3 separate regions of the Mus musculus genome follow, and all the other regions are linked to region 3. Evidence: chromatin loops called from intact Hi-C (ENCODE). Cell type or tissue: gastrocnemius. All regions are shown on one strand.

Region 1 (8,000 bases), 230 kb after region 3:
GTTGTTAGGCAAGAAGGTGGTTATGATAGGTACTGGTGAATAGTTCTGCACTGCAAGTATTGACACCCTTGGAACAGTGACTCACCTGGTCTGAGAATAAATGATGCCTTTTAATGTGTTCATATTCTTCTTTGTTTTGTTTGATAATATTTCAAAGCTCTTCTAAAAAAGGTTTTTGCACAGTTTCAGTTGGTTTATTGTTATGTAACATGATTATGAGATATCTTCTCCTATTCTGTAGGAGAAGATTTAGTTGTAAATCTATGGTGCTGTTGAATGCTCTATTTGCCTTGCTACCTTATTGTTTGTAGCTCCACCGCAGCAGCAACAGTAACTGTGAAATTATACAAGTATAACTTCCATGAAAATGCCTCTGGAGCATCCGCAGCGATCACTCACTTTGTCAGTTAGCTTTGGAACCATGAAGTTTGTTGAGGCATTATCTATTGTTTCCTAAGTCATAGCTTTTCACACAAAATGGGTGTTTAATGTTTATTCTCATAAGATCTTGTTTATTATTGAATTATTTTTATAATATACTAACAGCTTTTGTTTACAAAACATTTTAAATATTTATTTTATTCATGTTTATTCATGTTTTATTCACATATGTCTGCATCATGCACATGCCCAGTATCCTTGGTGCCCAGTCTGGATCCCCTGGAACTGCAGTTACAGATGGTTAGATGCTATCATGTGGGTGTTGGGAATCGAATCTTGGTTCTCTCAGAGAACAGTCAGTGCTTTTAACCAGTATGCCATTTTTCTAGATCCTGGGTTTTATTTACAATTTTTGCATTGGCAATCATAAGTTAAGATTTCTTTGTAGTATTTATATTTTTAAAATTTAATTTAAAAATAGATTTATGTGTATGGATGTTTTACCTACATGTGTATCTGTGCACCATGTATATTCCTGGTGCCCCAGAGGCCAGAAGAGGGCATTGGATCTCCATGGACCAAGATGGACTCTGAGATGTGTAACAGGTGCTTAAGATGTGGAGGAAGCCTGGTACACCAATAGGCATTAGGGATAGCCATTTGTCCTCTTTGCCAGTGATAAGGAAATGGCTCCTTTGGCAGAGGAGAACTGGCTTCACAAGTTCCTGAGGAGTGCTGGGTTTTTGTCTAACCAGCAGAATTTGGACCTGACTGTTATTAGCTGCCATGTGAATGTTGGGAATTAAACCTGGGTCCTCTGCAGGAGCAGCCAGAGCTCATAACCACTGGGTTACCTCTTCAGTCCTTGTAGCACTCATTTTTAATGTTAGCTTTCCGGGCTTTAACTTTTATTCTATTCTGGCTTTACAAAAATAATTCTGGTTCCTCACCAATATGTGGCTATAATCTGAATGCCTTAAGTAGCATGGGAATTTATCCTTTCTTAATGCTTTATTAGAATTATCATGTAACAAATTAGAAGGAGCATTTTGGTCTTACACCCTTTTGACACATTTTATTACTATTTTAAAGATAATATTGCCATTTGTTCTTTGAAGATCATGTGTGCAGTGTATTGTTTAATACGTGTGTTCTGCTTCTACATTATTTTTACATCTCCTCCTTCTCCTCTCACTTTCTTATGTAGCCCAGGCTGTCATCAATCACAAGACACGCCTCAGTTTCCCTCATATTGGAATTAGAGGCACATGCCTCCACATGTAGTTTCTTCCTGCCTTTCTTTCTTTCTTTCTTTCTTTCTTTCTTTCTTTCTTTCTTTCTTTCTTTCTTTCTTTCTTTCTTTCTTTCTTCCTTCCTTCCTTCCTTCCTTCCTTCCTTCCTTCCTTCCTTCCTTCCTTCCTTCTTTCTTTCTTTCTTTCTTTCTTTCTTTCTTGTGTTTAGGTTATCTTCTTTTTTCGTTTTATATATGCAGTTTTTTAAAAAAAATTTTCTTACTGACAAATTAGCTAGCTATTTCATTAGTCAAAAGAGTGTTTGTATGCATTTATAAGATCTACTATACGTGAAAGTTATTAATTGCTATACTATTATCTTTATTAATTCCCAATGGACCTTTCCGTTGGTTTAATGAATTTGCATCTAACAATTATGGTTATATGTGTGTGCCCTATTTCTTGTTTTCCCATATTCAGATGGCTAGTTGAAAGCGAGGGTACAGTGAAATCACCACAGGAGACCACGCCACAGGTAGAAGGAGGTGTTTACTGGGGAATCAAACAGTCAAAGGCTACCAGTGGGGAGCAGAGAGAAACTCAAAATGATAGAAAACAAAGTGGATTTTGTTTGACAGTCAGCAGGGTGGGGTTTTTGAGCAGATTCAGACTGTTAGGATTGAACTAGATGTCCTTGCCCATCATGGTTGATCTCTGGAGTGGATTAAGGAAAGTGCATGGCATACAGAAACCACCTTAAGAGATTTGCTTTTCTAGTAAACATAAACCAAGCTTTAGGCTGATTCACCAGGTCAAAGTCCTTCTTTTTAGGATGGTTTCAGTGTTGCCATTTGGGAGTGATAATTTGGATATAATACTAGTCAAAATATTTTTTCTGAGTATTGTGTTGGGTGCATCTTACTCATAATATAGACTAACATAGTTGTGATTATTGTATCTTAGAAATTTGGATAAATTTCCAGACTTTTGTAGTTTCTATTTTTTAGATCCTATACTCAAGAGTTCTGTAAGGGAGGGGACTTTATTTATTTCCTAGATGAAATCTCTGGTTTATAGTCTTGCTATTTATTCCTGCTTAAATTTATAAAGGTATCTTTGGGGTCTGATACCTTGTTATTTTTGTGGATGTTTATGTATCTGTGAAGTGAAAATATAACCTAATTTTCAGACCATAGAGTTTATGTTTATCAATTATATCTGGCTAGAGGGCCAATCCCTTTAGATACTGCTCTTGATGCCAAGCTGTTGTTGTTGAATCTAACAATTAACTCATCTCATGGAAACTACATTATTTTTTCTTTTCAAAGCTAAATTTGGATCTTTCAGCTAACCAGTTGTTCTCAAACAGAGGTAATTTGTCCCTCAGGATATATTTGGTAATTTCTGAAACAATTTGGTTACAGCTGGGGTAAGAAGTTGTGTCCCTGACCCCTGTTCAGGCTGGGAAGTGAGGAGCAACCGACAATACTGAACATCTCATGAAGTGAGGGCAGCCTTACAACAAATGATTGTCAGGTCCTGAAATCTGTAATGGCAGTGCTGAGCAAACATGACTAGACAGTAACTGTATTAAGGGAAGTCTTTGCTCTCACCTCCTGTATTAAGGGAAGTCTTTGCTTTCACCTTCATCACTTCCTATCATTGGATTCAGCGCTATCATAGAACATCTGCATATAGCCATTGATATATTTATATATTATTAGTATTTTAAACAAAAAGAACACTTAAGCTTATTCTCCAAGTTTCTCCTGTTCTTTAGAATTTTATCACTTTGGTGCCCAAAAGGGACAGGTAACCAGCTAGACTTTATTGATAATCTGACCTTTCAAAGTTTTGCTTTTTTTTTTCCTGGTCTAATTTTATATTAGTAGACATTTCAGTAATAGTTACCTCATTGTTGAAGAAAGAGGGTCTAGTCTACTCATTTGGGAACTTCATTCTCATGCTGATGAGGAGCTCTAACTTAATTATCTCCTGATTACCTGGTATAGTATTTATGAAAATCAGTAATAAATAGCCCATTTTTTTCTTTCAGGTTGGAGGGAGAGGGTATTAGAATAATGGAATTGGACAGAATTATCTGTTTCTATTTAAAAGATCATTTTATTAATTAGTCTTTCTTTCCCCTGAGAACTAGATCAACACTGATTAGAATCTGCCTGAGACCTGTTTCCTTTACAGAAGGGTCCCTTTCAACTCTATGCTATGCATTGGAGCAAATATGAACAGTAGTAATCCAGGTCTGGCTAGTTCAAGTAAAAGGCCTGACACCAAAAGAATAATAATATAAGAATGACAGGCTCCATCCCCCCACCTTCCCTGAAGGTCATATGTGTTCAAGGCAAACACAGAAATTGTCTGTGTGCAGGGGTCACAGTAGGTTAGTACAGTATCTTTTTAGAAAGTGAATTAGTGATAAATTCAAAAGGGAAGTAACTGCCTTCTAATTTCAGTATTTAAAAGCATCAATTTAAAATTCCCTTATAACTCCATACTAGACTAGTTAAAGTGTTTGGGAAGTTTAAAAACCATTTTCAGGGGAGTGATTATTATTGGAGACTTTCATGAGACAACAGGATGGCTTTTTAAAATCGGTGATAAATCATTGTTATCTTAATGGGCTCTGTGTGTAATTGAAGGAAACAGATTTGAGAGCGATGAATTGTGCATTCTGGAAGGAAAATAAGGCACACAGGTAAGGTGCTATGTGTTGGAATTCCTCTGAGAGCTGGCAAACTGCTCCTCACAGGTTCACCAGCTAAAGGTTCCCATCACCAGCTGTTTGGTTGTTAATTGTCTTTTCTCAACAAGTAGTTTCCTGGTGTTGGAGTTGTTTCTGGGTATCCTCCACCCAAACTCAAAGACATTATTGGAACATCTGGAGGTCAGTGTGACAGATAGCACAGTCCTTCTGGTGCTTGTACTTGTGCAAGACTCTCCATGTCTTCTTAATTAGGATGCAAAGTAAATGTGACAGAGCCACCACACGTGAACAGGCAGCAGCTGGCACCTCCAGGAGAGGGGCACACTTAGCAGTCAGACTGTAGCATCATCATTCATGTGTGACAGGCAGGAGCTCTTTAAAAAATGGAGTCCTGCAAGCTTGTTGCCAGTCAGATGTATATTTCGCAGCTTCATGTGACGAGGGTAAGGGAGGCTGCTGAGTTTCTCCCAGATCTCTGCTTCTGAAGATTGCGAAGTTGCACCACGGAAGCTCTGAGTTTCCACAAGAGATTATGGGGAGAACAGAGATAGTTCTTTGAAAAATGTAACCTGGGGGGTGGGGGCTGGAGAGATGGCTCAGTAGTTAAATGCACTTGCTGCTTTTCTGAAGTACTTGAGTTTGTTTCTTAACATCCATACCAGGTAGTTCACCACCACCTGAATTTCCAGCTCCGGAGGCATGGGCTGCCCTCATCTGGCCTTTACAAGCACTAACACTCAGGTGGATACACACCCCTCCCCACACACTGAAAGTACATAAACAAATCTCTAAACAACAGCAACAGCCAACAACAACAATGAGCAGCAACAAGAAGAACAACAACATAAATAAACTCAAAACAGGTAACTTGAATACAGAGGAATAAAAACATTGTTAAGTCAGTGTAGTGGTCCTTGCTGATGGATTTCATTGTGTGTGTTAGTCAGAATTTTAATAGGTAAAGGACAGAGTGGTAGACAAAACACATGTTATGGGGTCAGAAGATTATCAATTTGAAAATAAGATCAAATAGGGCAATAGTCTAGATACTTATATCTTTTCTGTTATTAGAAGGCTATAAATAGAAAAAGGAAATGTCTCAGGCCATCGAATATCTAATCTATGTAAGTAATGAATACCTAACCTGCCTTGTCAACTGATGGAAGTTCAATGAGCTGTGCATATATAACTTAATAAAACCTTCAATTCAACCACTTCGTTTTCACAGGGTGAACTGAACAATCTGACCTTTGCTGTATTTTAATGGGTTACATTTTAAAATTACAAATAATTTATTTTGAAATGAGATGCTTCGGTAGACAGAAGATGGGTTCGGTCATTCTTCTATAGCTGCCCCTCATTAGCTAACTGGGTGTGATTTGGGACAAGACGGCAATCCTTCTGGATTGACTTTATTCACCTGTATGACGGGACTAATAATGTGTTCTAGAATACGAGTCCCCAGCTCCCAGAATTGCATCAGGTTCATGGTTAACACAGCATCACTGAAGCTAGCTAGCTGAGTGATGATGATTGATGGGCATGGTAATTGTATTAGTTACTTTTCTATTTCTGCAATAAAGCATCAGGACCAGAATAGCTTCTAAAAGCAATCATTTGATTGGGTTTACAGTACCAGAGGATTAGTCTATGATGGTGGAGCAAAGGCGTGGTGACTGAAAAAGTTAAGATCTCAAATCCTGAGCATCAACTGTATCTCATGGGCAGAGAGCATCCTGGGAATATCTTTCCATGGACAGAGAGGCTTTTATGTGGGCTGCCACCTGAAAGCATGATTTAGGGCAGGTCTGTTTCAAGTACTCTGATGACGAATATCCTTCACAGAGTACCCTGGGGGATTATGTCTTATTTGATCAGGATGAAAACCAAGGTTAGTCATCACATCTTCTAACTGGTTCCCTCTCAGAAACTGACCTTAAATAACCCCAGTGCTTATAAGCAGTGTGAATAACCCGATGAGGTCCTGTGCTCTGCTCAGAAAGCAGCATCAGTGCCTTTCAGTCTTCACAGGGCCCCACATCTGAGGGCAGCTTAGTTCTCAGCCACTGGTTAAGGATGAGCGGACCCTGGCTGGAGGCTCCTTTATCTCCTGTCTCAGCTTGAGCAGAGCGCGTATTTCTTACCATCTGCTGAGCCTTGCCCTGTGCCTTCTCCTGGAGCTGCTGCTGGAGCTCAGGTGAAGGTCTTCAGCCACAGTCACTGCGGAGACAAATGAAGGTTTTCTTTTTTTCTTCCCTGTAAAAGCCAAATTTATTCAGAGCATCAGACAATTTATACTCTGAGAGTGAAGAGGAGTTGAGGGGGCAGCGGACATGGGGAAATAAAGAGGGTGGGAGAGAACCTGCGTCCCTCCAGAGTTCTGGTGCTCTGGAAGGGCAGACATGGAGGACTGCCACACACTCTCCAGGTGGGTGTCTGGCTGTGTGAAGCCACAGAACCCCACTCCTGGGGGGTGGGGAGAGAGGGAGCAGTCCGAGGTCTCTGGACCTCACGGAGGCCAGAGATAACAGGTTCTCAGTCTCTGACATCTCAGATGTCAATGTATGTTGCTGAAGAGCTGAGAACAAAGTGGGAGTCCTGGGGGAAGCTCTGTCAGCTCTGGGGCTGAAAGGAGAAGGCAGGGGGAGAGGGTGCGCTGGGTGGTTCCCATGCAGGGGAGAGTCCTTAGTCCCGTCCATGACTGGAGCGCAGAAAGGCCTTCAGGCAGGAGGTAGACGCGGCTCTTTAGGGGAAAGCCTAGTCTATCATTCAAGTACAGCGGGCCTTGATGAGCTGAGATGGTCTATGGTTTTATAGTTTTATTGTAGAAAGGCAGAGAGAAAGAGAAAAGGTAGAAAAGGAGAGGTGGACCATGGCCACATGGGGAGAAAGGAGAAGGGAGGTGGAGAAGGAGAGCTAGAGATGAAAATAAGAGAGGGAAGAGCTTAAGAGAGTGAGGAGGGACCAAGCAGCCCCTTTTATAGTGGGCTGAGCTATCTTGCTGTTGCAGGGTAGCTGTGGGGTGGAGCATACCTGTCTATTGCCAGGTAACTGTGAGGGTGGAGTCTAGCCAGAAGGCCAGGAGCTTGGGGGTGTGGCTGATAATCACAGGATTATGGAGTTAAAGGTTCCGTGCTATCACACACCTATGTCTGGGAATGTGGCTCACTGTTCTGTCCCTTGTAGAGTTTTCTACTGGGTCTCTGGAGCAAGCTTTGCTCAACCAAAACAGGCTGCCTTCCACAGTCCCACAAGGAGTCACATGATAAAGTCACATGATTATAGAATCATGAGGGGAAGCCACATGTAGCAGAAAAGCCTAACAGGGGTTTTCCACAGAGGCATATAAAAACAAACAAAAATAGCCATTGTAATGAATAATCTGAAGTAATTTCACTCCTAGTCACTATACCTGAGAGGGGCATGAAAATATGACCCAATGATCCAAGAACAGTTCCATGTTTTGAAGAAACTGTCACAAGACTCTCGTCTTGATCTTTTGTTTTGTTTTGTTTTGTTTTGTTTTGTTTTGTTTTGTTTTTAGTTTTCTCACAAGCATACAGAATTCTCCTCATAGGTTATTGTAAATAGGACTCCAGTGAATACGTGTCTTAGTCAGGGTTTCTATTCCTGCACAAACATCATGACCAAGAAGCAGTTGG
Region 2 (8,000 bases), 670 kb after region 3:
CCTCTTTGTCAAGTAAACCATAGAGCAACCCGAGAGCAGTCAGGTAACGATCCGGGAGGGGGGGGGGGGGCGGATTCAGAGCAGGATGTTTCGGGGCTGGCCTGAGGGAAGGAGTTCTCGAAGACCTTGGGAATGATTTTACGGGGTGAATAACTGGGAGAAAAGTGAAGGAGACTCTCAGGAAGTTGCAGAGAAAGATTCTGTTAGAAAGCCAACCCTGCTCTGCGGGAGGCAAGCAGAAAATACACCTGGCACCTCACCCTCTGGCAGAACAGCTAAAATTATGATGCAGAGTGAATCATTCCTCCAGTTTGACTCTTTCTCCCTCAAAATTTCACTTTCACCAAATATTTTTCCTGGGATTCTATAGAAAGAAAAAAAAAATCCTTATCCCCAGCTGGAGTCAGTTCAACCGTGGCTCTACTTCTCTTTCTTTGTAGTTAGAGTGACTAGCTCTTTCTTTAGTTGCCCTGGGTCTCCACGGTGCTAGCACTAGCTGAGATGGTCATAAACACGTTAGCAACCATCATCAGGGAGTTCACTCTCCACAACATTGATTTTCATAAGTGTGGAGGTTTGCGTGAGAACGGCCCCCATGAAAATTGGCCCCCAGCTCCAGCAGCTGAGCAAGATGCCCAAAGGGAAGAAGGCCAAGGGGAAGAAGGTGGCCCCGGCCCCCGCCGTCGTCAAGAAGCAGGAGGCCAAGAAGGTGGTCAACCCTCTGTTCGAGAAGAGGCCCAAGAACTTCGGCATTGGACAGGACATCCAGCCCAAAAGAGATTTAACGCGCTTCGTCAAATGGCCCCGCTACATCAGGCTGCAGCGGCAAAGAGCTATCCTCTACAAGCGGCTCAAAGTCCCTCCTGCCATTAACCAGTTCACCCAAGCCCTGGACAGGCAGACAGCTACTCAGCTGCTTAAGCTTGCCCACAAGTACAGGCCAGAGACAAAGCAAGAGAAGAAGCAAAGGCTGCTGGCCCGTGCTGAGAAGAAAGCTGCTGGCAAAGGCGACGTCCCAACTAAGAGGCCACCTGTCCTCCGAGCAGGAGTCAATACAGTCACCACCTTGGTGGAGAACAAGAAGGCTCAGCTGGTGGTGATTGCCCATGACGTAGACCCCATTGAGCTGGTGGTTTTCCTACCTGCCCTGTGTCGAAAGATGGGGGTGCCCTACTGCATCATCAAGGGAAAGGCCAGGCTGGGGCACCTGGTCCACAGGAAGACATGCACCACCGTTGCCTTCACACAGGTTAACTCGGAAGACAAGGGTGCTCTGGCTAAGCTGGTGGAAGCTATTAGGACCAATTATAATGACAGATATGACGAGATCCGTCGCCACTGGAGAGGCAGCGTCCTGGGTCCTAAGTCTGTGGCTCGAATTGCCAAGCTGGAAAAAGCAAAGGCTAAAGAACTTGCCACTAAATTGGGTTAAATGAATACTCCTAAGTTTTCTGTACATAAATATAATTACAAAATTAAAACAAAAAAAAAAGAAAAAAGAAAATTGGCCCCCAGTTGGTGGAACTGTTTGGGGAAAGGTTAGGAGAAGGGAGAGTTCTGGGGGAGGGTGATGACACTTCCAAAGATTCTCACTGTTCCCAGCATTCCCCTCTCAGCCTCCTGCTTACTGTCCAATGTGAGCCCTGGCTGCTCCTGCAGTGATGCCTTTGCGCCACCACCATGGACTCTGACCCTCTGAAACCATAAGCCCAATCACACACTTCCTTTTCCAAGTTGCCCTGATCTTGGTGTTTTGTCACAGTGAAGAGAAGTGGGTAGGATAATGAGCTGAGTGGGAATCCGTAGCAGAGTTGAAACTGTGTGTGGATCTGGTGATCTGCCTCCTTCGTGTCACTCAGAACTCTCATAAATTGAGTCACACATCTCAGTCATGTTCTCTCCCCCACACCCAGCTCGCCCTACCATAAAACGCATCATTCACGTCTCATTTCTCAGCAAAATTATGAGACATGTTGAGTGCATTTTCACATTAATAATATTTTAGCTAACAGCACTTTCAAGAATCTACAGACCATTTACCAAGGAAACTAAATTATTTTAAATACTAGCGTCAAGATTAATGAGCCGAAAGCCTTTCTAAAGTAGTAACCTCATGTTTTACTGTGGGTAAAAACACAATTCCCCGATCTCTGAAATTCAGCATTCTGTATTAGATTCTGTCTTAATTAGCGAGAGAAAAAAACAAATAAACATTGCGCTCTGTTTTTCCATCATGGACTCTGACCACAGCTTTAATGGCCGCCATGTTTTCTCTAAAGCAACTCAAATGACTATGAAGCCCTTTCCTAATGTAAATGTATCTTTGGAACAGAATTGTTGCAAATGGGAAGTAAAATTTAAGTTCTTGTCATCAAAAATAAGGGTGGAGGTTAATCCATCTTTTGTTTTGGTTTTCTTTCTGCCCCTCTTAATAGGTGCTCTGGGTACCAAGGTATTCCCCGCTGCTGAGAGACACACATTCTGTCAGAAAGGACACAGTGTTTGTAGGCTGAAACACATAGGAAGAGGAGAGAGTTTACTGGGTGGATGTGTGCAAGAGGAAAGCTCAATAAACCAGTGTTCTTCACATTTCTCCATTCCTCCCTGGCATTGTTAGACTGGTCATACTGGCCACTGCAGGAATGGAGATGGCCTTCTTCACTTCTTTGACATTTGACATCCTAAAATTGTGTGTGTGTGTGTGTGTGTGTGTGTGTGTGCGCGCGCACATTCCCTTTCTGGAGAAGTGGTGCAGAGAGATAGCAGTTGGTGGCACACCACCTGTGTGGAATACAGCCCCAGTGTTCCTGAAGAGTGGAGTGCACACAGTCAGATGGTCTGGGTTATCCCTACCCACCATCAAGTCTCAACCATATTTTTCTGTGTGATTATAACCAGATGTTCTCAATTCCCGAGGCTCCAAATACAGTTAACCTTTCTTTCCTAAACTGTTCTAAATTCCTGACCTTTCTCTTAACTTAAAAAAGTGGAATAATACAGACTCTGTAGTTATCCATATTCTGATTTTTCCTCACAGTTTTGCAGTGCCCCTTTCAAACATCCTTTCTTTCTCTGTGCTTTTTAATCTTATAATGTTGCTTTTTAATAGCAACCCGCCAAAGCTTTCTGTGTGTCACTTAAAAGAAATATTACAAGACGAACTGTCTCCTTTAGTCCAAGAGCTATGGGATTATTTGCATGTGTAATCCGTCCTTGTCTTCTGCCAGCACTGGCTTTTCAGCTCCAATCCTCCTGATGTAGCAAAGGAATGAGTTATATGTTACTGATAGAACACTAAGCCCACGATCTTCCCAGGCTCCGGCAGCCCTAATGGGAACCAAAGGAAATTCAAATTATGCATTCTCTCATGAATTTATTTCTCTTTCCTGTCTCCCCTCTCCTATATTGCTAACTTTCTTACCTTTTTTAAAATTCAATTTCCTGTCTGTCGTGTAACAACCCTAAAGCTGCCTTTGAACCATTCTCAGAACCAGTCAGCATTTATTGATAGAGATGTAAAGTATTGATGTGTTGCCTTGTAAGATGGTTAGGTTTATCATTAAAGGCTTATTTATAGTAATAAACCACCAATTTCAGAGATGAACTGGAGTGCCTTGCCTAGTTATTTGTGTTTATACAGTGCCATCTAGTGACAGATACATTTAAAAACCCCGTGTCGTTGGGTCAGATTTAGAATCGCCAGGTATTAATAACAAGTCTTTGGAATCCCAAGGATTTTGTCTATTTGACTGGTTTGGTTTGGTTGGTTTGGTCATTTGTTTTTGTGGAGATTGGTTTTCACTTTTCTCTCCCATCCTGGAGTTTCTTGTTGATGTCAGGAGTTTGAAAATCTAATTTGTTTTTTGGAGCACAGAAAAGGCTACAGTCTATTTTATTATTTAGAGGGATTATTGCGTTTAAACTTTGGACTTTTTTATACTCTTTTACCCCTGCCTGTCACAATAAAATAAAAAAAACATACTTTGCTGCTGAGATTAGGTGTTATGCCAGGAAGCGTTCGTGAACCCCAAAAGACCACCAAGGAGATGTTTCCAATGCAATAATAAATAGCATTAGGGTCTCTTTATTACAAGCTCTGGCTTGGGATCTTCTACAACCCAACTCTGACAGGGCAGGATTGGGAGGGAAGGCGAAGCAGCCTTGAACCCTCAGCAGAACAAGGTTTTATAGGAAATGGAAGTAAGTAAGGGGGCGTCCATCCTGACACGTATCTTACTAAATGTCTATTGTAAACAGACAGGTGAGTACTCTGAAGCCAGACCATATACAATCACAAAGGGTCTGAAAGCACATCTGAAACAATCTGATTAACTGTTGCTAGGAAGTAGCTAAGGGGTAATTCTGGCCAAGGACAAGCCATGGGGTCCTTTCTGGTCCTTGGGCCGGTCCCAAGATGGAGTAGGTTTGGCCTCTCATAGGGAAGTGTGAGTAATCCAACAAAACCAATACCATCGGAGCACTGCTGTCCTTTTTAAACTCTCTGACTTAAATCTGTCCTTAATGTTTTCATGCATGGGAGTCTTTAAAAGGTGTCTTAATTGCACTCATTGAAGAGATACATCTGTGAGGATGGAATCTAGGTTTAGGAGCCAGCTCCCTTTTAGGAAGATTGAAAAATGTTAACAACCTTCCCTCTGTCCACATGGAAAGAAAACTTCGAAGATCCTTCTCAGAGCTGAAACTTCTGATTTGTATGATTTGTGCTTCTCAGAATGCATTTACTCTTTCAGAGACATCTATCTTGTCCTTGGAGGCGGCTTTGCTTCCACTACGTTGTATTTCTAGGATGGGGGTCTCTCTCCTGTTCCCACCTCTCCAGCTGCGGGGTTTCCAATGTCCTTCCACGTTTCCCAGGGCCTCTCTTCACTGGGTTCTCACCAGCCCTCCAAATCGGAAAGTGTCAATCACCACCTCCCGCCCCGCCCCCCCCTCTGCTGGTGGAGCCCCTTTACCTGTGGAGGGCTAGACTTCTTCAGGATCGCTTTCACCTTGTGCCTTTCTTACATTGTGTAGCCATCTTGGGGATGAGCAGGTAGACGTGAAAGCAAATTAAAGCACAAAACATGCTGAGAAAAGTTTCAAATGTTTCTGACTCATTGGAGAAAATTAAAGATATAACTTTTAGACTTCGTATGATATCTGCTGAATTTCCTAGTATAACCCATCAGCTAGATTCCTCCTCAGGAATAACAGTCGGGTTTAATAGTCTCCTCAGGGTTCCTTGACACTCAGGAAAAGAATTCTTTGTCTTTTCATCACCAAGAAACAAACATGAGTATTCTCTTTCAGAGTGGCAGATGTTTAAACCGGTTCATTGTGTTGAGTACAGAGATGTTTCTGCTTAAAAGGACTCCCACACCTTGTGCTTCATTTCAACGAAACCACTACAGCATTCTTCTTTCTGAAGTAGCCTGGGGAGCTCTTGATCTCTTCCAACACCACTCCCAGACTCTTAACTCCAAGGCTCTATTCTGTATATGGCATTAGCGGTGATTTCATAATGAGCGGTTAGAACTGACAGGCAGCACAGTTTAAGTGGTTGTTGGGATCCTCGTTGATTAAAGATTTTTAAATTAAGCACCAGTTCAGTACTCGGTGTTATTTGAAAGGACCAATCTTCCACAGCAGGAAGTTTGGTGGAAGAACGCCAGGCAGTGTTCACTTCCAACCTTCTCTGGTGGTGCCAAGTTTATTTTATGTTAGAAATGGAACAGCATTAAGCAGCAGATTTCTAGAATGTAATCATTTAATTTTCACATCAAGATCTGAAGGCAGTTTAATTAATTTTAATTGCATAACTAGATCCTTCCTGTTATGATACAAGATCGTGATGAATACACTATCTTACAACCTTAACTATGGCAAAAACTCTCTCTTCTCTCTCTCCCTCTCCTTCTCCCTCTCATACTCACGCTTGTACACACACACTTTACATACAGAAATTTATTTATTTAAAGTAATACATAATCTATAATTCTTTGTTGGCATCTCTCCTATTTGAGTGGTCATTCACTTAAATTTTTCCCAGGGAACCTTTTTTTTTTTTTAAGAGAAAGGGACTTTCTCCTTTGTTGTTTCAGGTTGTCTAGTTCTGGGCCTTTACAGGAACCTATAAGATATTGTGCTGGTTAGTTTTTGTCAGTTCTATACAAGCCAGAAATATTTGGGACAATCACATATTCACTTCCCCCTTCCCATCCCCAATTCCTTTCACACCTCCCCCAAAATGTCCCCCCTCTCAGCTGTCTGCTTCCTGCCACAAAGATCATGGATTAACCCTTCAGAACTGTAAGGAAGCCCCCAATTAAATGTTGTCTTTTATGAGAGTTGTCTTGGCCATGGTGTCTCTTAACACAATGGAGCAGTGACTAAGACAGAAACCTAACTCTCACTAATACAACAGTGTCCAGAGCATTGAGAGGTAAAAGCTCAAGAATGATCAGGTGATTAGGCTGCTGCCGTTAGTGATGGATTTATGCCATTATGTCAGCATTGTGTACCAGGAGACTAGATTAGTGGATTTGTTATAAAGGTGAATTTCTGTCTCTCCCCCTCCCTCTCCCCTCTCTTCCTCTCCTCCCTCTTTTTTTTTTTTTTTTAAGATTTATTTATTACATGTAAGCACACCAGACACACCAGAAGAGGGCATCAGATATCACTCATTACAGATGGTTGTGAGCCACCATGTGGTTGCTGGGATTTGAACTCAGGACCTTTGGAAGAGCAGTCAGTGCTCTTAACCGCTGCGCCATCTCTCCAACCCTCCTCCCTCTTTCCTTATCAGATAACACAATAAGAAACCCCTTACCACATGAAGACTCCCTTGATTCATGGCTTGTCAGCCCCTAGACTTATAAAAAAATACATTTTTTAAATGTAGTCTTGGCTGTCCTGGAACTAGCTCTACTGAGCAGACTGGCCTTAGACTCACAGAGATCCACCTGCCTCTGCCTCCCATGTGTTGGGATTAAAGGCATGAGCCACCTCCCCCTGGCCACAAGAAATTCATTCTTAACTTTTATAAGTTACTTAGTATCAGTACTCTGCTATCCTGGAATCACAAAACAGACTATGATGTTAGGTAAGGAAAGATAGGTAGAGAAACCAGTCATACTTCCACCTAAAATGTAATGTAATGTTCTCACTGATCAACTAGAGTTGCTAACCATCAGAACTACTCAGTCTTCTACAGTTTCTGCAATTTGTAGAGCTGTAAAGTAGCTTCATGATCATGAAAGACGAGTGACCTCAAAGAATCAGGAGAACCACCTGGTTTTCCTTTGTAGTTATCTAGTTATCATTTTGGTCCAGTTCAAGGTTGAATTGTTAACAATTTAAATCTTTTAAATCGTTTTCTCTGTGTTGAAGATATTGAAATTATAGATTGGTTTCAGATGCTCAAAAAATCCTTTCAAGCCCCAGTTATTTACAAATGACTCCAATTAGAAACTTTCTCCAACCGCCCTCAGCGGACTATGATCATCACTTGATAACTCCGTTGTCATCTATGGGAATGTTTTACTTTGCTATCTGTGATATACTTATGCATCAGTCTTATTCCATATTGAGAAATTAAAGTGGCCTTGTGATGCTTTGCACTGGTTGTCAGAGTTCCTATGTATGTGCTCAATGGATAAGTTTCATTTAACTTATTGTCAGCCATATTAATCCAGTTATTTGGCATGAGCTTTGTTTGCAGATAAATATACTAGCTCCCCACTCAGGAGATCTTGGAATTCCTTCCTCCACATTCATATAAATTCCAACTTTGTGCAATATTTGCTTGAGATCTACTGTATTCTCTAAACACTCTACACTTCGCCCTCCCCCACCTCCCAAAATTTACAAGTGAATTTTGAGAATCACAGCATCATTAGAAAGGGGTTAGATGAGAGCATCACTAACCGTTAGCCACTGTTAATTTCAGCATCCAGAAATGGGCCAGCTTGATAGGTCCAAGAGAACAACAGTGAAGGAAA
Region 3 (8,000 bases):
ACAAAGGGTAAAATAAGAACCATAAAGTAGTATACTAAATAGAGAGAAATACCTGGAAAACCACAATGAAGTGAGGGGTAGAGAATAAGTCTTTTATTTAAATGAGAGGTAACATTTGCCTAACACACTGAGTGGAATGAGGTATGCACTGTGAGATGCTAAGCAGAAGAAAGCTTGAAGGAGTGGGGCTGATAGGGTTTAGATCTGAAGTGTGCAGAAGGCTCATGTGTTGAAAGTCTGACCTCCCAGAGTATCAGTGTTCAGAGGTGACATGATTTTGATGGTCCTAAGTTCATCAGCGGAGTAGCCCATTGATAGACTCATAGCTAAGTGGATTATTGGGAGAAATGGAAACGGTGAGGGGCGGATCATGGTTAAAAGCAGCCCATGCTCTTCAGCTCTCATTGCTTCCTGACTGCCACGAGGCAAACAGCTGTGCCTTATGCTCCTCACCGTAATATTCAGCTTTTCCTCGGACCCAAGGCAACAGGCCTTAGAGGCTGTGGTCCAGAATGACTGAAGCTGGAGATACCATGCAAGTTTCTTCTTAAGTTGCATTTCTCAGACGCTTTGTCACAGTGACAGTAAGGTGACTAACACACTGATTACCTCATGTCTAAGTGTTTATTAACCCTATTTCTAGTAACAAAATAAACAAAAGGTCTTGGTTTGCAGCATTGGATAAATATTTTCACCATGACATTTAGCCTGTAAGAGTTGCAGATGTCCTGTTTCGTTAGTATCCAGTGTCTAAGAACTTGCTGAAGCTGAATCTAGAAGTATAGCACTAAGTCTTATGGGGCATTTAAGGACGATAGCTGCTTTTCAGGGAGATGTGCTGTCCTGGGTAGCTTTAAGGAGGGTGTGGCCCCTGAATAATAATAGTAAGAATGCCCCAAGACACTGAAAGTGGAGTCTCTACACAGGACATTCTCACTTCCTTTGTCTGCCTCTTTACTTTGGTGCTCAGTAGTATGGTATAGGCTTATCTAGTTTGATTTTCTTTCTTTCTACTCTAGTCCTGATGTAGTTTTCTCTCAAGCAACCTTATTGTTTTGCCTTTTAAAAACATTCCAAGGAGTGTGTACTGGTTACGTGGGGCAGGGCATGCCTGTAATCCTAACACTTGGGATTTAGAAGCAAGAGCACCAGGAGTTCCCGGTCATCCTCCATTACATAGCTGAGTGTGAGTCTGGACCGGGACACTTGAGACCTTGTCTCAAAAAGCGTGCATGTATGCATGTATAGTGTGTGTGTGTGCACAACTACACACTGGGAATCTAGCCTAGGGCCTTGCATATGCCACCAAATTAAATCCCCAGGACTTCTTTTTAAATAGAAAATTGTCCTTCTAGACTAAGATTTGGTGCTCATTACTATTGGAATGTCATTTCTTTTAGACTTCTGGCACATAGATGACACTGTTGACTAACACACAAACATTCATTCCCACCTATTTATATCTCTGTAGCTATGCACATCCTAAACCATGATCTCATAGAGGTATCCCTAATTCTAGCCCACTGCCACAGGTCCATTCTAGCATCCTCCCTTTGTTTCCATGTAACTGTATTCTTGCACAGTATAAATCCCGTCTCCCATTAGCCTCCTGATGTTTATCTCCCTGGTCAGTCTTCTATGCAACCAGGCTTCCGCTGGCTCTTTCCTGTTCCCTCTTCTCCCCTCTACATGCTGCAACCTTCTTATAGACCAAGAGTCTTCTTGGAATCTATGGGTATAAGTTCTAACTCCCCACAGAGGTGTTGTTCGGAGGCAGGGCCTCTAAGAGATCTTGAGGATGGAACCACTAAGATGAGTGAGATGCAAGCAGAAGGAGACCCCCCCCCCCAGCTGCCTTCCTACACATCATCTTATGGAGACCGTGTGGTTCATGGAACAGCCAGTCAGATTTACAAGTTCAGCTGAAAAATCAACACAAGAAAACTTACATCTGTGTTGAATGTGTGTGTAAACTTTCCTCCCGCGCTGAGATCTCCTAAGCAGTACAGTTGAGGACTGTAGACACACAACCCGATGTTTTGGGTGTTATGTGCAATGCTGACAGTGTGTGTGCACTTTAGTCAGCTCTGTGTAAGTGGTTGAATTTTTCACAACTGAGAAGATTAGCCATCCGAAGCAGGGGCAGAAGCAGGGGCAGTGGGGGCTCAGGTTACCAGTGGTGTTTTGGGGGGACATTTCTAGGTGCCAACTGTGCTTCAAAAATACTGCAGTAGCAAGGTGGACACCAAGCTATCTCATGGCTTCTTTTGGCACAGCCTGTGAACTAAGAACTGGCTTTTTTTTTTTTTCTGTTGTTTGGGGCGTTTGTTGTTGTTTGAGATAAGTTCTCACTGTGGGTCCTAGGCTGGTGGAGAACTCAGGAAATATTTACTCTCTGACTTTTTACAGAAACCTTGCTGACATCTGTGACTTTTTATGACAATCTTGATTACCGGCTAAGCAGTACTTTGATTTTCTGACTTTAATGCTGTTCTCAGAAGCAAGAGTTAAAAACATGACCTGGGAATCTCACGTGGTGATGGCTGCAAGCCCTGCCTGATCTAACCTAGTCCAGCTTGTCTCCCAGGGTCTGTTTCTGTTTTCCTGGGACAAGGATTTTAGGGTCTCTATGCTGGGTTAAGGTTTGGATTTTGTAAGCTTTGCCTTTCATCAGAGAGAAGTCGTCACTTGGCTTTTATTTTGTGTCATCAGTGGGCCAGATGAAGGAGGGATGCACCTGGACATTTCCATAACGCCCACCTCTCTTTTGGTGAGAACCCCTGACGGCTGCACCGAGATCCGACTTCCAGCAGGGGTCAGACTTGTACCTTCCTCGTGTGGCGGGCTGCAGTATATCAGTGGCGATGGTTTACATCTGCGCTTGCGGGTCCAGGCTGAATCCAGCCCACGTGAGTAGGAGCGGCACTCCTGGAGGGCTTTGACGTTTTTTTAGTTGAACTTTTCCCAGGTGAAAAGTTAGGCAATCAATGACCTGGAGGGGTCGAGAGATTCCAGGGTCTGGAACAGTTCTGCCAGTTAGCAGCTGTGTGCTGTGTGCTGTATCACTCTCCTTTCTCAAACCTTCATGTCTTTCTTTTAACAGTATGTTTAAAAATGCGCTTTAATTTTTAGGGGATGTTTAGCCTTGTCGCAAATTTGAGCAGAAGGTGCAGAGATTTCCCCCAAACTGCCCAGTTCGTTTCTTTAACCATAAATGTCCGGCTCACGGATATGAGGATAAAATTATAAAGCTGTTGTATGAAACCTGGTTGGTTTTAAAACACTGCATAGATATGTTTTCATTCAGCAGACAGGTTAGCTTCTACGAGGTGTGTGTGAGCCGTTTGATATGGGTGCTGGAAACACAGATGCCCACAAGCCACATAGCTGTCTGGTAATGTGGAGTGTGTGTCCTAGTGGGCGGGAACAACAGATGCTGAGCAGATAATTAAGTTGGAAACAGCACAATGCTGTGGGCACAGTAACAGAGTAATGCTGTGGGGAGTGACTGAGTTTCGTGAAGGCCACCCTGAGGGCGTGACAGTTTGAGCAGTAGACATTATCCCGGCTATGAAGAGACCATTTTAGATGGAACAGTACAAGTAGAGACATAATATAATATTGTTGTGGTTGGATTGTGGTTGTATACAAACTCAAAATGCATCTCGATGCAATTAGGTAGTAAACCTTTTCTTTTTGTAAGCTCTCATGACTTTTTTTTTTTTTTTTTAAATTCTGCTCATTGCATTTCTTACAATGTGCTATAATAGACAAGGCAGACAGCATTGGAAGGAACCGTGTTGATGCTTCGTGTCAGAGAAAGGCTTTGCTTGTGTCTATGACACCCTGAGACCTTATTGTTGAGCCATCTGTAGGTACTTTATCAGAACTATGTAGAGTCTAGAGGTGGGGACAACAGGATTGTCCCAAAAAGCCTGTAAGAGACATGAAGCTATCCCCTGGCTTTGGAAAGACAAGAGAAGATGGGGGTGGTTGGGGAGGGGGGGGGGGATGTTACTCTTTTTTTTTTCTTTTTCTGGCCTAAGGGTAATTTTGCTAATTTCTGAATTAGTGAATGGCTAAAGTATGCAGAAACAATTTTAGAAACAAGGAACAGGAAAAAGAGATGTCCTGACATGCTTAAGTGACATCTGATAAACACCTGGAATGACATTGAATCCTGAAAAGGAAAAAGTAAACAAAAATTGTTCCTCTCCCCCAGCTCCCCCACAGCACGCAGGAACTTCCTGTTGAGTTTGGAAACTGGCAGAAGGCAGGCACGAGAGCCACCTTGTTCCCTGGGACTCTGATGGAGACCCTCAGGGACATAGAATTTGGGTTTGTTGCCTAATCATAGTCTGCAACTGAATTATTTTCAACATTTTCAGTTAATGAGCAACATTTAATATTCTAACCATGGACAAAATAAATCCACTGCTGTGTGCTGGTTTGTGTATTGTTTGTGTTTGTTGGACTATTTCTTTGTGTTTTTTGAAACATTTTGTTCAAATACCTGAAAAGGGAACTTTCAAAGCCTGTTCTCTGGTGCATGAAGATCTGTGTAAAGCAGGTTCCTCCATCTTTGATTGCTTTAGTGCTTTTTGCATAATAGGTGGGGGCTAAGCATTTGCTGCATGAATGACAATCAGGTAGGTGAATACTGGTGTGCACTGGAATCTAAATATTGTAGGAAGTAACTTGAAATTTTTAGCATTAATTATGTCTCAGGGTTTTCAAGCGTTGCGTTTTCAGCTGTAAGACCACGCTTTCCGGAGCAATCATGATACACATCACCCTGGCACACTACACCGTTTGGAGGTTAGTGTAGGTGAAGTGGTGACCTCTTGTGTGTGGAATTTGACCTGGGGATACATCTTTCCCAGCAGCAATGCTTATCCAGGATGCCACACGACCCAGTGGCCAGCAGAGGGCAGTGTTCCACTGGAAACGGATTCATTCTGGCTAGCCCGTTGGAGGGCTCACCTAGGTCCTCGTTATCGATGCTCCGCATTAGAGAATAATACTGTTTATTTAACCTCCGTGCAGCAGGGATTTGTGTAGACACTTAGAGATTAACTGCAGAGTTTTTTAATTGCCAGGACTTAAACTTTCTGGCATCTGAAAAGCATCTTAAACTACACACAAAAGAACAGCAAGTGGATTCTATTCTTCGCTTCTAATAACTAGGACTTCATTAATTCAATTAGGTTTTTTTATAGACTAGTAATACAGTATTTTTTTTTACATAAAACTTACCTTCATTTACAAATGAGACATCAGGAATGAGGGGAACAGCTATCCACTGCAGCTGTGTGGGAAGTCCATGTGTTCCCATAGCACCCAGTATCTCCCCTCCCTCTCACACCCATCTCCCACAGCTTCAGCAGACACTGCATTTTGCTCTTGGGTGAGGACACTCTACAGAGCTTTGCGTTCCTTAGGTCTGCTCCACAGAGACCCGTCTAGCCATTCATTTTGCTTGCTCATACTGTGTAATGGGCAGGGGTGGACATAAACCGTAAACATAAAAAGTGAGAAAGCCAGATTGAACTTACATGTTAGAAGTCCATCTCTCCTCATTGTTAATATAGAATTTACTGTATTTATGGAATGAGAGAAGGAACTCACCAGTATGTTCCATGGTAATCTAGGGCAGCTCCTGGCTCAGGAATTCTAAGCAAAATGTCTTTTGTTTTTGGAAACACTTGGCAGTGTTTGCTTCTGGTTGAGTCATTGGATAGTTCTAATTAAGCCTACACTTCAGAGTAAACCGTAAACAGCGTGTATTGCTGGTAATTTATTGTGCTAGCAAACTCTTTAAATATGATAATTTGTTCCAAACCTCTAAAACTCTGTTGATTTCCTTCAGAGCCGATTTCAGTGTTTAATCAAAGCTTGCAAGCCCAAGAATGTTGCACCTTTTATTGCCAGTCCTGTGGTGAAGTCACGATAAAGGACAGGTAAGGAATGTGTCCAACCCTGATTAAACTGTTTCTGGGAGTAATTACCAAGGGAACTGTGGAGGGCCTTAAAGTAAGAGCCGACTTAGTGTCACTTGGAACAAAGTGAAGCCCGACTCTCACCGTGGTGCTGGAGCGGAACGGGAGTCTGGTCTGAGGGAGGAAGCTGGTTATGGTGGAAGAGCTGGGCCCGTCACTGAGCAGAGAACCATGGAGTTGATCTCCTGTGTGTCCCTTTTGGTCTGAGGGTGTGTGAAGGTTTCCACAGAAAGTGAAGTTTCTACCTGTTAGAAGCTGTGCAGCAGGACTTTGTTATCTGTGCTAGCTCAGTCAGGGCTTTTCTAAAACCCATTTCCTAGCTCCCCTGCGTGTAAGATGGAGCATACGGAGCACTCATTAACCTTTTCTCGGTGATTAGGTTAATCTTGTAACCGGCACTGGTGATGTGCCATAATTACCCTGTGGAGAAGGGAAGGACTCTTAGCTATTTCCTCAGCATTCCCATTTCCCTCTTCCTCAAGTGAGCTTTCCAGTTTCTTGGGCACAAATGCTTCCTCTGAATTTTCAGCTTCTAGCAACGACTCACGTGGAAGACGGCTGAAAGCATTACTGTTAGCGGTATTTAATGGAAGCATTTGGTGTTCTTTGATGGCTTTTCTAAGTCAGGTGCCTGGGACCAGCAAGGGATGCTTCCTTTCTGAAGTCTGCTCCTTTCTCAATGTCCCTGGCGCTATAATGCCAGACCTTTGCCTGGTAGATGTCTTCTGTTCCCCATACAGAGTCATCAGCCACTGTGGCCGTTCATTGCCTTTAGAGCTGAAGTCACCTGCCTTTGCCCACTGTCTCCCCACCTAATGGCACTTAGTCAGCAGCTTTCTGCCTGCTCAGCCTGCTTCTGGTTCTGCCCTGTGCAGATGCACCCCCCCCCCCCCCACCACCACCGAGTATGTCTTCTGAAGAACAGTTGTTCTTCCTGGATGGAGCCCAGGAATCCTTTGCCTACCGCAGCAGCTCTCCGGTCCTCCCTCCCATTTCAGCCTCCTCCCTCCTTGCCAAGCTTACAGGTATCACACGGGCCTGGTCATGAGCATGTGTTCCATACCTTTGCCGGGTTTTCTGAATCCTATCTTTACAGGATATCCCTAACGTGAAGGCTACTCCCTTTCCTGAATGCAGCTCCCTTTCCTGAAGGCTACTCCACCCTCTCTTCCTCCCTGGTTAGTCACCACCTGCTAACTCAGCTGACATAGCATTCGCTTGTCTTGTGATGTAGCGAGCCTTGTCTCTCTCCTGGGTTGCATCAGGTACTCTCCTGAGGTTCCTTTGCCTGTCTACGCACGCTGGGCTTGAAGAATGGGAAGAGCCACACTGACTTCCGTGTCCTTTGTTCCTGCTTTCTTGATTGTATAGCATAGAGAGGGAGTCAGCAGTGGCAAGGCGTGTTTCCATCCACCATTCACTATCCCAGCGGTCTTGGATAACTTATTATCCAATAAGTCCTTATTGAGAAAGTGTAGCTAACAGTAAGACTTACCTTGTAGTGCTGTTGATAGGGTCTGATGATTCAAGTGGTTCTAGCCATGCCTGGTGCCGGGTAAGCATTCACCATTCGCTGATAGCTATTGCAGTAATCATTCTTACCAGCATCCCTCAGCATCAGGCGTGGTGCCCAGAGAAAAAGTGTGTTCTTAGCGAGTGTTGCTGGGTTGGCTGGAGTAAAGCTAGGTGTGTGTATTTTGGCTTCCTACCAGCTGTTCTTGCTTGCCTCCTGATCTCAGCAGGGTTCCAAGTAGATGAGCTAGCACAAATGCACCCTCAAGATTTAAGGAAGTTGCACACAGAGCATCTTTTTAGTGATTGGCACGAGTAAGAAACGAAGGGGTCTTAAATCTACAGAGAGGAAGTTGCTCCCGATCTGCACCAGAGGCAGATCCACTTCTGAAAGAGCTAAGAGATCTCCGTATATCCTGGCCTTCTCTCAATCTGTCCCAGGCTCGGGTTTAATTCTCAGATGAAGTTTCTGAAATGTCTCATCCCGTG

Evidence for each region. Hi-C counts contacts between places; a loop is a spot of excess contacts. Peaks named below come from ENCODE experiments on the same cell type or tissue, not always from the same donor. Only the 100,000 strongest peaks of a DNase experiment are listed, where the experiment ranks them.
Region 1: it touches region 3 in a loop (2.3-fold over the local background); 5 of 42 quality-filtered maps call a loop at or near these places.
Region 2: a loop joins it to region 3, with 11 times the contacts of the local background. A loop is called at or near these places in 37 of 42 quality-filtered maps.

What each region holds. Positions count from the first base shown.
Region 1 is chr9:86,221,356-86,229,355 of GRCm38, reverse strand. No RefSeq gene overlaps it. Among named protein-coding and RNA genes, the nearest start is that of Ube2cbp, 240 kb to the left of the region's middle. In gastrocnemius, no CTCF peak of the experiment used is centred here; no DNase peak of the experiment used is centred here.
Region 2 is chr9:85,775,295-85,783,294 of GRCm38, reverse strand. It overlaps the pseudogene Gm5619. Among named protein-coding and RNA genes, the nearest start is that of Gm22830, 6.8 kb to the right of the region's middle. In gastrocnemius, a CTCF peak has its summit at 3,653 (motif pointing left); a DNase peak (open chromatin) is centred at 5,660.
Region 3 is chr9:86,446,723-86,454,722 of GRCm38, reverse strand. Ube2cbp (ubiquitin-conjugating enzyme E2C binding protein) reads left to right here. Exons shown (of 10, transcript NM_027394.2): 2 at 2,713-2,909; 3 at 5,870-5,960. Among named protein-coding and RNA genes, the nearest start is that of Ube2cbp, 14 kb to the left of the region's middle. In gastrocnemius, a CTCF peak has its summit at 2,819 (motif pointing right); DNase peaks (open chromatin) are centred at 2,837, 3,440 and 4,930.